2 separate regions of the Mus musculus genome follow, and region 1 is linked to region 2. Evidence: chromatin loops called from intact Hi-C (ENCODE). Cell type or tissue: left cerebral cortex. All regions are shown on one strand. Links, peaks and the distances in the headings refer to the core of each region. The heading gives the core; the rest is flanking DNA.

Region 1 (2,500 bases), core at 1-2,500, 50 kb before region 2:
TCTCTTAAAAGTACAGAAACCGAGGCCTGGGGAGACAGCTCAGTTGGTAAAGTGCTTGTTGTTCAAGCATGAGGACCGGCGTTTTATCCCCAGAACCAGTGTGATGCTCACTTGTGAGTCTGGAGCTGGGAGGCAGAGACTGGTGGGTCCCTGAGATTCCCTGTCCAGCCAGCCTAGGCAGTGAGGCACCGTCTAGAACCAAGGGAGGGGCTGCAGAGCTGTTAAGAGGATTGATGTTCTTCTGAGGATCTGAGTTCGTTCCCAGTATCCACATCGGGCAGCTTGGCAGCTCCAACACCCTTTTTTGGCTTCTGCATCTGCGCGTGCGCACACACACTCTCAGAGAGACAGAGACAATAGACACACACAGACAGACATGCGGGCGGATAGGTGTGCACACACACACACCATGACACAGAGTACACTAAATAGCTCCATGTGGACCCCAACATTTGGCATGCAGCAACAGGAGGACCAGGAATCTAACTAGGGCCAGTGTGGCCGACCTTAGATGGTGTCTTTAAAAGGACAGTAACTCAGAACACCTGTGCCTACGTTCAGAGGTAGAGTGTTCACCCATTTGGCCATCATTGCTTCGGACCTTCTATTACTCTTTTGGGAATAACCCAAACAAGAGAGTAATTTTCCAGTGTTGACAGTCACTGTCCTGTACATGCAGTCGCCAGCTCTGCAGCATCCAGAAATAGTGGTGGCTTTTGACTGATATGGTAAATACAGACCTGTACTGTTCTACAGTGAGGTAAAGACTCTTATCCAAAGAGTCCTGACAGCCCAGAGGTGACTGTCACCCAGCCTGGCTGTAGCTGTTTGGGGAGAGCAGGACTTCAGAAAGTTCCCAACCCTTCTGAAGCTGGATCAGTCTCCTAGAGAACTGAGAACAAAGCCCCTTTGTGACTTTTGTTTTGAATCAGGCTTGTGACAAAGGGGAGGAGCCACTGTGGTGGGTGGATAGAGGTACCCAGAGGGGAGGAGCTGGTTGCTTCAGAAAAACAAAATTCTCTTCCTTCCTCTCTCCCTCCCCCTTATCCCTCTGTTCCCCTCCCCCATCCTCTCCCCCACACTCTCACTGGTGTTGTCATCCCGGGAACTCCGTCCTCAGCTCTCCGATCAGCAGTGGGCTTTTCCAATGGAAGCTTGGAGCAAAGATCTAGCAGCCTGGGAAAGAAGCCCAGCAGCTTGGGAAACCGGCCCAGTGCACCGTTCAGAAGCAATGTGTATCAGCCGACCGAGATGGCCGTCGTGCTCAATGGAGGGACTGTAAGTATCAAAATCTGATGTCTGGGCAGGAGGCCTGAGCGCGTCCGTCCCGTGTGGGGCAGCTTCAGCTGGGTACACCTGGAGGCTGCTTCTCTGGGCTGCTCACTGCAGCTCCATGCATGCACGCCTTCCATTTTTTGTCTGTCCCCCTTGTCATAAGGAAAACTCACCCATACTCAGAAAGCCATCTATAGATGCCTACCTACTGCTCGAGGCTCTTCACCTGATGAATTTTCCTCCATAAGCACAGCTCCCCCAACCCTGTCCCAGAAAGGTGACTCTAAGGAAAAGATTTCTGTGAGGGTGCTCTCAGCCTTGCTAACATCCATCAGGAGGCTCAAGCCCCCTGGTCCCTACTCCATCCAGAACCTACCCCCACCACCACCACCAAGCTGGGTACCAGGTCCCCCTTCCCTAAGGGAAGTTGAAGTTGAGTCCCTCACACACCAAAGCAGCTGTACTTATCTGTCGCCAAACAGGCCTGCAGCAGAAAGTGTTACCTTTGGCTTTTTGCCTCCGTTGGAATGACTTTGCTTCATTCCAGCAAAATCCAAAGAGGCTCTCATTCCTACATCCACCTTCCAGACATAGCTCTGTGCTTCTCAGAAACAATGCATGAGCCGGTTCACATGTACACATTTGATTTTCATTCTTTATTTTGTGCCAATTCCATAAATCAATCTGGCTTTTTTTTTTTTTTTAATAGACCATCAGGGATGGTCTTTGATCCCTGGAGGAAAGGAAGGGAATTTTGGTTTTTCTGCCCTGTGAAGGAAGGCCCTGCTAGGCTCTGATTCACTTTGCTTTGATCAAGCTATAAGACAAATAGAAACAAACAAGCTATAAGACAAATAGAAACACAGATTTGTGTTCTTAAATCTTCCTATCACCTCCTGGGCTGTTTCTTTGTCCTGGGGCCAAGAAAAGCCTGACTTGACTTGTGACCACTGATCTCCAGAGGGGTCAGCCCATGTGCCGTAATCAACACAGCCTGTCCGTCATTCCTAAGTCCTCCTGGTTCCTTCAAGGCCAGTGTAGGGAAGAGGACAGAGGCCTGACCAAGTGATGCTCTAGGGACTCAGGGTGAAGCTCAGTGTTAGGACACATGCCTAGCCTGCCCAAGGGGTCCCCCTCTCTTCAAAGTACTGAGTTTCTGAGCGAGTTGGATGTCCCGTCAGGTGGGGGACATGACCCTCCAGTACATTTCTGGGAGGACACAGCC
Region 2 (8,067 bases), core at 2,541-5,040:
CTGAGAAGGCCTTCTCCCAGGAAGCCACACCTAGTTTTGTACCGAAGTCGTCCCCCCGCGCCCCCCCCCCCCCGCCGGGTGGGGGCAGGTCACAGCACATACATGAAAGAAATGGAATTTCCCCCACATTTCAGTGATGGCAGTTCAGATGGAGTTCATCCTGCTTCTCCTGATAACTGAGACTCATGATTAGGAATGAATCTGATTGCGTAGGCATTTAAGGTATTTGATGAACCTCTCAGTGAGTTACAGGGTAAATTACGTCACCGTGTGCTCTGCCAAGGACCCTGTCAGCCAGCCCGTTCTGAGCCCTTCCCTCCCGTCCCCACTTAGCTGACATTTGCTAACACAAGACCTGTGAGCACTCTTTTAGGAGTTATGTGCACACTATTAATTCTCAGAAGAAATCTCTGAGGTGGGCAGTATTTCCACCCTTTTCAAAGAGGAAATTGAGCCTCAGTCAAGCAAATAGTGCCCCGAAATTGGTATGTATTATAGCCCAGAATTTGAACCCCAGGCAACTATGAAAACCTGCTCTGGTGTTGCCATTCTACTCCTGACTGAAGCAGCAGCTTCAGGGTTGTTCTAATGTACGGTCAGGTTTGAAAGCCAGAGATTCCTCTGTCAGGGTTCTCAAAGAGTGTTCCCCAGGTTGCCAGCACTCCTAGTGCCCAAGGACCTGTTTGAAATGCAAGTTCTCAGGACCCACTCAGCCCTCCCGACTCTGGGGGAAGGGCCCTGATGCAGGTTAAAGACAGAGAACCGCGTGCAGTGATGTGGGTGTATATATATAACACAAGCACTCGGGAAGCTGAGGCAGAGGGTTGTGGGTTTGAGGACAGCCTGAGCTGTCTCCAAATACGTAAGTAAATATCAAGAGCCAGAGCTCGGGAGAGACCACTTGCCCAGCATGTGTGAGGCTCTGGGGACGGGGTGGGGAGCCACCACACTGTGCCCTTGGTGAGTCACGTGCATTCTTGTCTAGAAAAACCCACTGTCACTCAAAGTTTAACTGATGGATGCAGAGCTGGAGCTGCAGCTCAGCTGGTAGAATGCCTGATTAGCACAAATAAAGTGCTGCATTCCTGGGTTTGATCCCCAGCTCCGCATAAGCCAGGAGTGTTGCCATACTGTAATCCAAACTCAGAAGGTAGAGACAGGAAGGTCAAGAAGTTTAAACCCATCCTTGGCTACGTAGCAAGTTCAGAGGCTATCCTTGGCTACAGGAACCCCACCTCTGTGCCCCCCCCCCCCACACACATATGGGAGTCTATCCCCTGTCAGTGAATCTGGCCAACCTCATGATTTGCTCTGACCAATAGAAGGGAGCAGAAGTACTGCTAAGAGAACTCCATAATCTAAGGCTGAAGAAAGCTTGAAGCTTCTAGATTTGCCTCCTCATGTTATTTCTACATTTAAGGAGGCTCTTCTTTCAACTTACACCATGTTGAAAAGCCACATGGAAAAGAAATGCCAACCACCAGTGCCACCTGCCAGACATGTGAAAAAGAGCAGCTTGGCCCTCCCCTCTGTACGTAGTCACCTGCTAATCTGGGCACACAGGGAGCCAGCACAGTAGCCACCCAGCTCACACACAGACTCCTGAGAAACAGTCAAGCACTATGGACTTCTTCTTTAACATTACTATTGTTTTCTTGTTGTTACAGTACAGCGCGTGTGTATGCATGCACTGCAGTGCACTGTGGAGGTCAGAGGGCAATTCTGTGCAGCTGATTCTCTCCTGGACCTTTTAGAAGGATGCTCTTACCCACTGAGTCATCTCCCTAGGCCAAGTCTACAGATTCAAACCACCAAGTATTCTCATGGGTTGCTATCACCAAAGAGACTCAACCACAGCAGTGAAAGTGACCCGTGCACTTTTTACCTTTACAGACAAGTGCTCCAGAGGAGTGGAGAAGGGCAGCTACTGGGATGCCAAGCAGGATGGCAGGCATCTCACCTCTGCTCTCTGCTTGCCAAGCTTCCCAGTCAGACCCAGTACAATCTTCCGCCATCTCCATATAGGGTTATTCAACTTTTTTGACATCAGAAAGTGACACTGAGGTTTATAAATGTGATGGTCCTGCATTCACAGCTCTCTGGGTACACAGGGCCCTCAGGCTGCATTCACAGCGCTCTGGGTACACACGGCCCTTAGGCTGCATTCACAGCTTTCTGGGTACACACGGCCCTTAGGCTGTATTCACAGCTCTCTGGGTACACACGGCCCTTAGGCTGTATTCACAGCTCTCTGGGTACACACGGCCCTTAGGCCGTAAGCTAGGCATGTCTGAAAGCTGAAAGGTCTTTATTGTTAGCTTGTTGTTTGTCTTGAGACAGGTTCTTATTCTGTAGTAGCCCAGGCTAGAGTCTATCTCCTGATACTCCTGCCTCAGACTCTTGAGAGTTGAAATTAAGGCTTAGCACTGCCACCAACAGCTAAAAAGTTAAAATAATTTTGAGATATATTCTCATGTAGCCTAGGCTGGCCTTGAACTCACTATGAAGCCAAGAGTGGACTTAAATTTATGATCCTGCGGCCTCCATCTCCCAAATGTTGGGGTTGCATATCCATGCCACCATGTCCTTGTTTGAGGTCGTTCTGGCTATTGAAGCTGGGGCATCATGCATGGGAAGCAAGCACTATACCAACTAGGCTACACCCAGAGCCCTTGAAGAAATCCCTGACAACATTAAACAAGAGGTGTCATCATGTTACACTCTGCCCTGTAGATGATCTGGCCAGTCCTCCTCTGATTTTTCTTGTTTATTCTCCACTTCAAACCTAGGAACTGGAATTCAGTATTATTGCTAGACACAGTTCGTAGACGAGGAAAGTGAGGGTTAAGGAAGTTCATTGCCAATTCAAGGCTATGGGGCAAAGGAGATAGAATGGCATTAGGTTTATGCCAACCTACTCCACTGATGGCAACGCTCGCCCACTGCACTGATGGTATTACCAACCCACTCCACTGATGGAATGCCAGCCCACTGCACTGATGGCAAGGCCAACCCACTGCACTGATGGCAAGGCCAACCCACTGCACTGATGGCAAGGCCAACCCACCACATTGGCTGGTAGGCAAATCCTAGGTCATCTAGGATTCATCTCATACTGGAGTATGTCCTACTAGGCAAACAAGACAGAAAGGAGTTGCTTACAGCTTGCCAAGATGACAAGCTTTGGGGTACTTATACATGAAAACGTACCTGTAGTTTTATTTAAATAACTGAAGAAACTGGTGAGGGAAGGGGGAGGGAGAACCTAGCCTGAGACCTGATCCCAGAGCAGGCCAAGGCCCCTATTTATAGTGCTGTGGCCTACTTCAGCCTGCTGAGTGGCCAGACATTGCCCCAAGAAGGAGGCCTGAATGGGGACCACGGCAACTGGGTGCCTTCTTTCTGGGGCACCAGAGTCCTGCTGGGCACAGGCAGAAGTTTCTAGCCTGATCAAAAGAATGTTTTGAAAAATAACAGGGTTTCTCAGGCAGGAAAAAAAAAAATCCAACAAAAAACAAAGAACAGAAACCAAGAACTTAAGGACTACCACCAAGAAACAAACAAGCGGGAATATATTCTTATAGGGGTAAATGGACTTTCAACAGAGCTACACCCTCACAGCTAACAGGAGAGGACTGGGGTGAGAGATGGGGATGCAAAGCGGGGGGGGGGGGGGGGGGCAGGAGCACAATTGTCGGTCCTGTTTTTCAGGAGTGGAAAGGGAAACCAAATAATTAAAATAATGACAAGGCTGGCAAGCCAAGAAGCAAACCTCTGTACCCAAGCTGTTCCTTCTGCGTTAAGAAGCAGATTCTCTTTGTGCTGGGAATGATAATGTTGTCCTCTAATCCCGATGCTTGGGAGGCATGGAAAGGAGGTCTGCAAGTTCAAGGCCAGCTTTGACCACATGCTGAGCACAGTCTCAAAAAATAAAACTACAGAGCTGGGGGGAGGGGCTCCCTAAAAGATCTATAAGCAGTCAGTGGTGGCTGGGGAGAGAAAAACATTTACTTCAGTAGTGTGGCCACTGGTAGGTAAGGTGTTTATGCTCCTGTAAGCAGCCCTTATGGAACTCACAGGATCACATGAGGGGGGTGGGGAGGGGAAAGTCTAAGGGGCAGAGGTGGGACAAGAAGAGGAATCAGATGGGAGGGGACAAGAGTGTGATGGGTCATGAGTGGGAGCAAAATACTTTATAAACATGTATTAAAATGTCATGGAGACAGCCGTTATATATATAACAATAATTATGTAACAGAAAACCATAGAGGTCACTTTGGATTCAAGAGGTCTGGAGTGGTGCTTAAGGCTCCCTGCCTTTCGACCAGTCCCAGGTAAAGACATCACTGGCAAAGACCACAAGCTGATATCAAGAACACAACAGCATCACATGGCTTCTCCCTTTCTCCCACAGAAATAATCGTGGGCACTATGAGGTGGTTGCTGCTGCTGTTGCTGCTGTTGTTCTTCTTATATGTTTTTCAAGACAGGGTTTTTCTTTGTGTGTGTGTGTAGCCCTGGCTGGCCTAGAACTCACTCTGTAGACCAGGCTGGCATCAAGTTCAAGAGATCTGCTTGCCTCCTGAGTGCTAGGATTAAAGGCATGTGTCACCACTGCCAAGATTCAAAGGTATTTCTGTAGAACTATAAGGGTCACACATACCTTCTGTGGTTTAATATGGGAAAGGTCTCTGTAGAAATATGGATCCTAGGAGGTGTGGGCTGGGAAGATGGCTCAAATGGTAAGAACCCCAGTTCCATTCGAAGCACTTATGCCCCCCATGCTGGAGAGGCAGAGACAAGAGGGTCTCTGAGTTTTCAGGGCAGCCAGTGTGAACTAGCCAGCCTAGCCTGTGTGGCTAGTTCCAGGTCAGTGAGAAATCATGTCTTAAAATACATGGTGGATGCTGCCTGGGAAATGACACTTGTGAAACAGGCCTCTACATGGATGCACATCACGACCATGTACACAGCACATATGCAAACCCTGGAGACCAGGGATTTGGGGAGCCACTGCATCTGGAGGCTGCCACTCTCCTCAAGAAGTCAGTGAGATTATGGGACCCCTTCCCCAAATCATAAAACCCCAAGTTCTGTCAGCCTATCGACAGTTGGTACTAGGGCTCTGTTCTTTGAATAATTCTTCATTACCTGGGTCACGTGTCCTGGCTCACTCACATAACCTACACTGACCTTCAAATACATCTAGCACCTTCCACCTCTTTGTGCTTCAAGCTTGCTTTGGGTCTCTGCTCAAACTACAGCCTCTCAGAATGGCCTCCTCAACCATCCTGTGACCTGCAGGAGTCACCTCCCTTGTTCTCTGGTCCTTTCATTTGCTCTCTTCTGTCTTGTGGTACTTATTTGCAGCAGGGTAACTACTCAGCAGGGTTATGATTGCCTCTTAGCTGTTAGGTTTGGCCTTGAGATGAGCCTAGGCCCTGAGAGCCTTGGTACCTTAGTCTTAATTACTAATGCTGCAATGGAGCACCATGACCAGAGCGAGTCGGGGAGGAAAGGGTTTATCTGGCTTTCACTTCCACACCACTGTTGATTATCGAAGGGAGTCTGGACAAGAAGTCAAGCAGTGCTGAGAACCTGGAAGCAGGAGCTGATGCAGAGGGCATGGAGGGATGCTGCTTACCAGCTTGCTCAGTCACCTTTCTTAATAAACCCAGGGTCACCAGCCCAAGGATGTCCCCACCCACAATGGGCTGGGCCCTCCCCTATTAATAACTAATTAAGAAAATGATTTATAGCTGATCTTAGGGAGACATTTAGCTCAATTGAGGTTCCTTCCTTTCAGATGATGCTAGCTTATATCAAGTTGACATAAAGCTAGCCAGATCACATGGTGCATGTTTTGTTCATCCGCTCTGAGGCTTGCAAACTCTGCTCTGAAAAGCACATGCCCCTGGCAAACTGCTGATCTCAGAAGGCTCTAGAACAAACCTGAATAGAACATAATCTCTAGAGCTTATGCTGCAGTCTAAATTCGTTGTAATCTGCCTGATTACCACACGTGTGAGATGAACCTCACACTGTAGGCTGGTGGGGTGGGGTGGGGCGGTTTATTAAGTGATATTATTTTGACAATAGTTGATAAATTTTTGGAGTGGGGAGGTCAGGGTGCTAATAGTGAAACCCATGGCATTGAGCATACTAGACATGTGCACTATCATTGAACTATACCCCAAGCATGCATCTCTACTGTATTTCGTGTGTGTGTGTATGAGTGTGTGTGTGTGTTTGTGTGTTCATGCACATATATGTGCACTTGTATACAGAGTCGAGTCGAGAGGACAACCTCCTGGGTTCTTGTTTTGATTTTTGTTTGTTTGGTTGGTTGGTTGGTTTTGGTTTTTCAAGACAGGGTTTCTCTGTGTAGCTCTGGCTGTCCTGGAACTTACTTTGTAGACCAGGCTGGCCTCGAACTCAGAAATCTGCCTGCCTCTGCCTCCCGAGTGCTGGGATTAAAGGCGTGCACCACCACGCCCGGCTTGATTTTTGTTTTATGTTTGTTTGCTTGCTTTTTGAGTCAGAATCTCTCCCTGTCTTGGAACTCATTCAAGCAGGATACAGAGGGTGACCAGAGAGAGAGCCCATCTATCTGTCTCCACTTCCTGAGTGCTAAGGTTACAAGTCGGGGTCTCACCAGCCCCAGCCCTTTTGCCACATGTTTTATGGATTGAGCGTAGATCCTCATGCATGCACAATAATGACTTTACTAAGCTATTACCCCAGCACCTTTCTCCCTTGTTAAAGTCAGGCTGTGTTGTGTCTTAGGCTGTCCTGGAACTCCCCAAGTAGCTGAGGATAACCTTCAAAGTGCTAGGATTCATGGCATGGCCCTTAACTCTCAGTAAGCCCCTGGTCTCACTCTTCCAAGTGCTGGGATTACAAGTATACACCACTACACAAGGTTCATTTCTTCATACTCTATTACCTACTTGTTTGCACTGATTGACAACCTAGTGCAAGAATGCAAGCAGGGATCTTGCCTTATTTCCCAAAGGACACGTAGTGTTTAAAGCACAGCTGCCTCCCTACTAAGGATGGTTATTAGTGAATGAAGCATCTAACTGTAGAGTCTGCTTGCTAAACTGCTCTGCTGTACCAGTTTCAATTAGTTGGAAAAATTAAATGTAGAGCAGCTTCAAATAACCTCAAAGCAATTATAAAATAAAAAACAATAGTCTTAAATAGGTATTCTAGGCATCACACAGCCAACTGGCCAGATAAGTGTGACTCACACAAAGCTGTTTCCTACCACCCCTGAGTCAGCTGCTATCTGCCCTCACCTGGGCCCCTGCATGAGAACGGAAGTGCTGTTTTTGTGACATGGGTTCACCTAGCTATGTTACTGTCCCCAGAGGAAAGAAGAGGGAGAGAAGCTGAAAAGCAACACAAAGGGAGGAAATGCGCCAGGCCCTCCCTAATGCAGCTGCACCAGGGACACCCTCTCTAGAAGGGAAGGAAGCTCCAGAAAGCCCCAAAGCAGACCGGAAATATAGAGAAGTCAGGCAACCAAGAGAAGGCAGGAGGAGGGCTGGAATGTGGCTCAGTAGGCAGAGCACTGCTCTAGCATGCATAAAATCAGGGGTTCAATTCCCAGCACAGTATAAATGAGGCGGGCAATTAAGGGGTGGAGGTGGATGATCAAGAGTTCTAGGCCAGCCTGAGCTGTCAAGTAAAACCCTGATTCAATCAACAAAAAACATGGTTCAGATCAGATGTGCTCTGCTATGTAAAGGTACCTCTGGACTGAACGAAGAGGCAGGCTGCAAGTGTCTAGAATGAGCACATACATACTCAGGTAAAGAAGTACAACTTTTAAATGTGTTTGCATGAGTGTGTGTGTGTGTGTGTGTGTGTGTGTGTGTGTGTGTGTGTGTGTAGTTTGTGTTTGCATGTTGAGGAAGGTGGGCACAGAACCCACACGAGGAGGTAAGAGGACAACTTTGGGAACTGGTTCTCCTTCCACTGTGGATTCCAGGCTTGCAGCACAAGTGTTTTTTGTTTGTTTGTTTGCTTTTGTTTTTGTTTTTTAACTTATAAACAGCAGAA

What was found. A loop is a pair of places that touch in the nucleus more often than their neighbours do. Peaks named below come from ENCODE experiments on the same cell type or tissue, not always from the same donor. Only the 100,000 strongest peaks of a DNase experiment are listed, where the experiment ranks them.
Region 1: a loop joins it to region 2, with 1.9 times the contacts of the local background. A loop is called at or near these places in 3 of 42 quality-filtered maps.

Annotation. Positions count from the first base shown.
Region 1 is chr7:118,975,291-118,977,790 of GRCm38, reverse strand. Gprc5b (G protein-coupled receptor, family C, group 5, member B) reads left to right here. Exons shown (of 4, transcript NM_022420.2): 3 at 1,121-1,278. Among named protein-coding and RNA genes, the nearest start is that of Gm39076, 8.5 kb to the left of the region's middle. In left cerebral cortex, for the core only: no CTCF peak of the experiment used is centred there; DNase peaks (open chromatin) are centred at 310 and 1,074; H3K4me3 peaks cover 297 bases; H3K27ac peaks cover 1,917 bases.
Region 2 is chr7:118,921,986-118,930,052 of GRCm38, reverse strand. The region is part of intron 7 of Iqck (IQ motif containing K); the gene reads right to left. Among named protein-coding and RNA genes, the nearest start is that of Gm39076, 59 kb to the left of the region's middle. In left cerebral cortex, for the core only: no CTCF peak of the experiment used is centred there; DNase peaks (open chromatin) are centred at 3,384 and 3,744.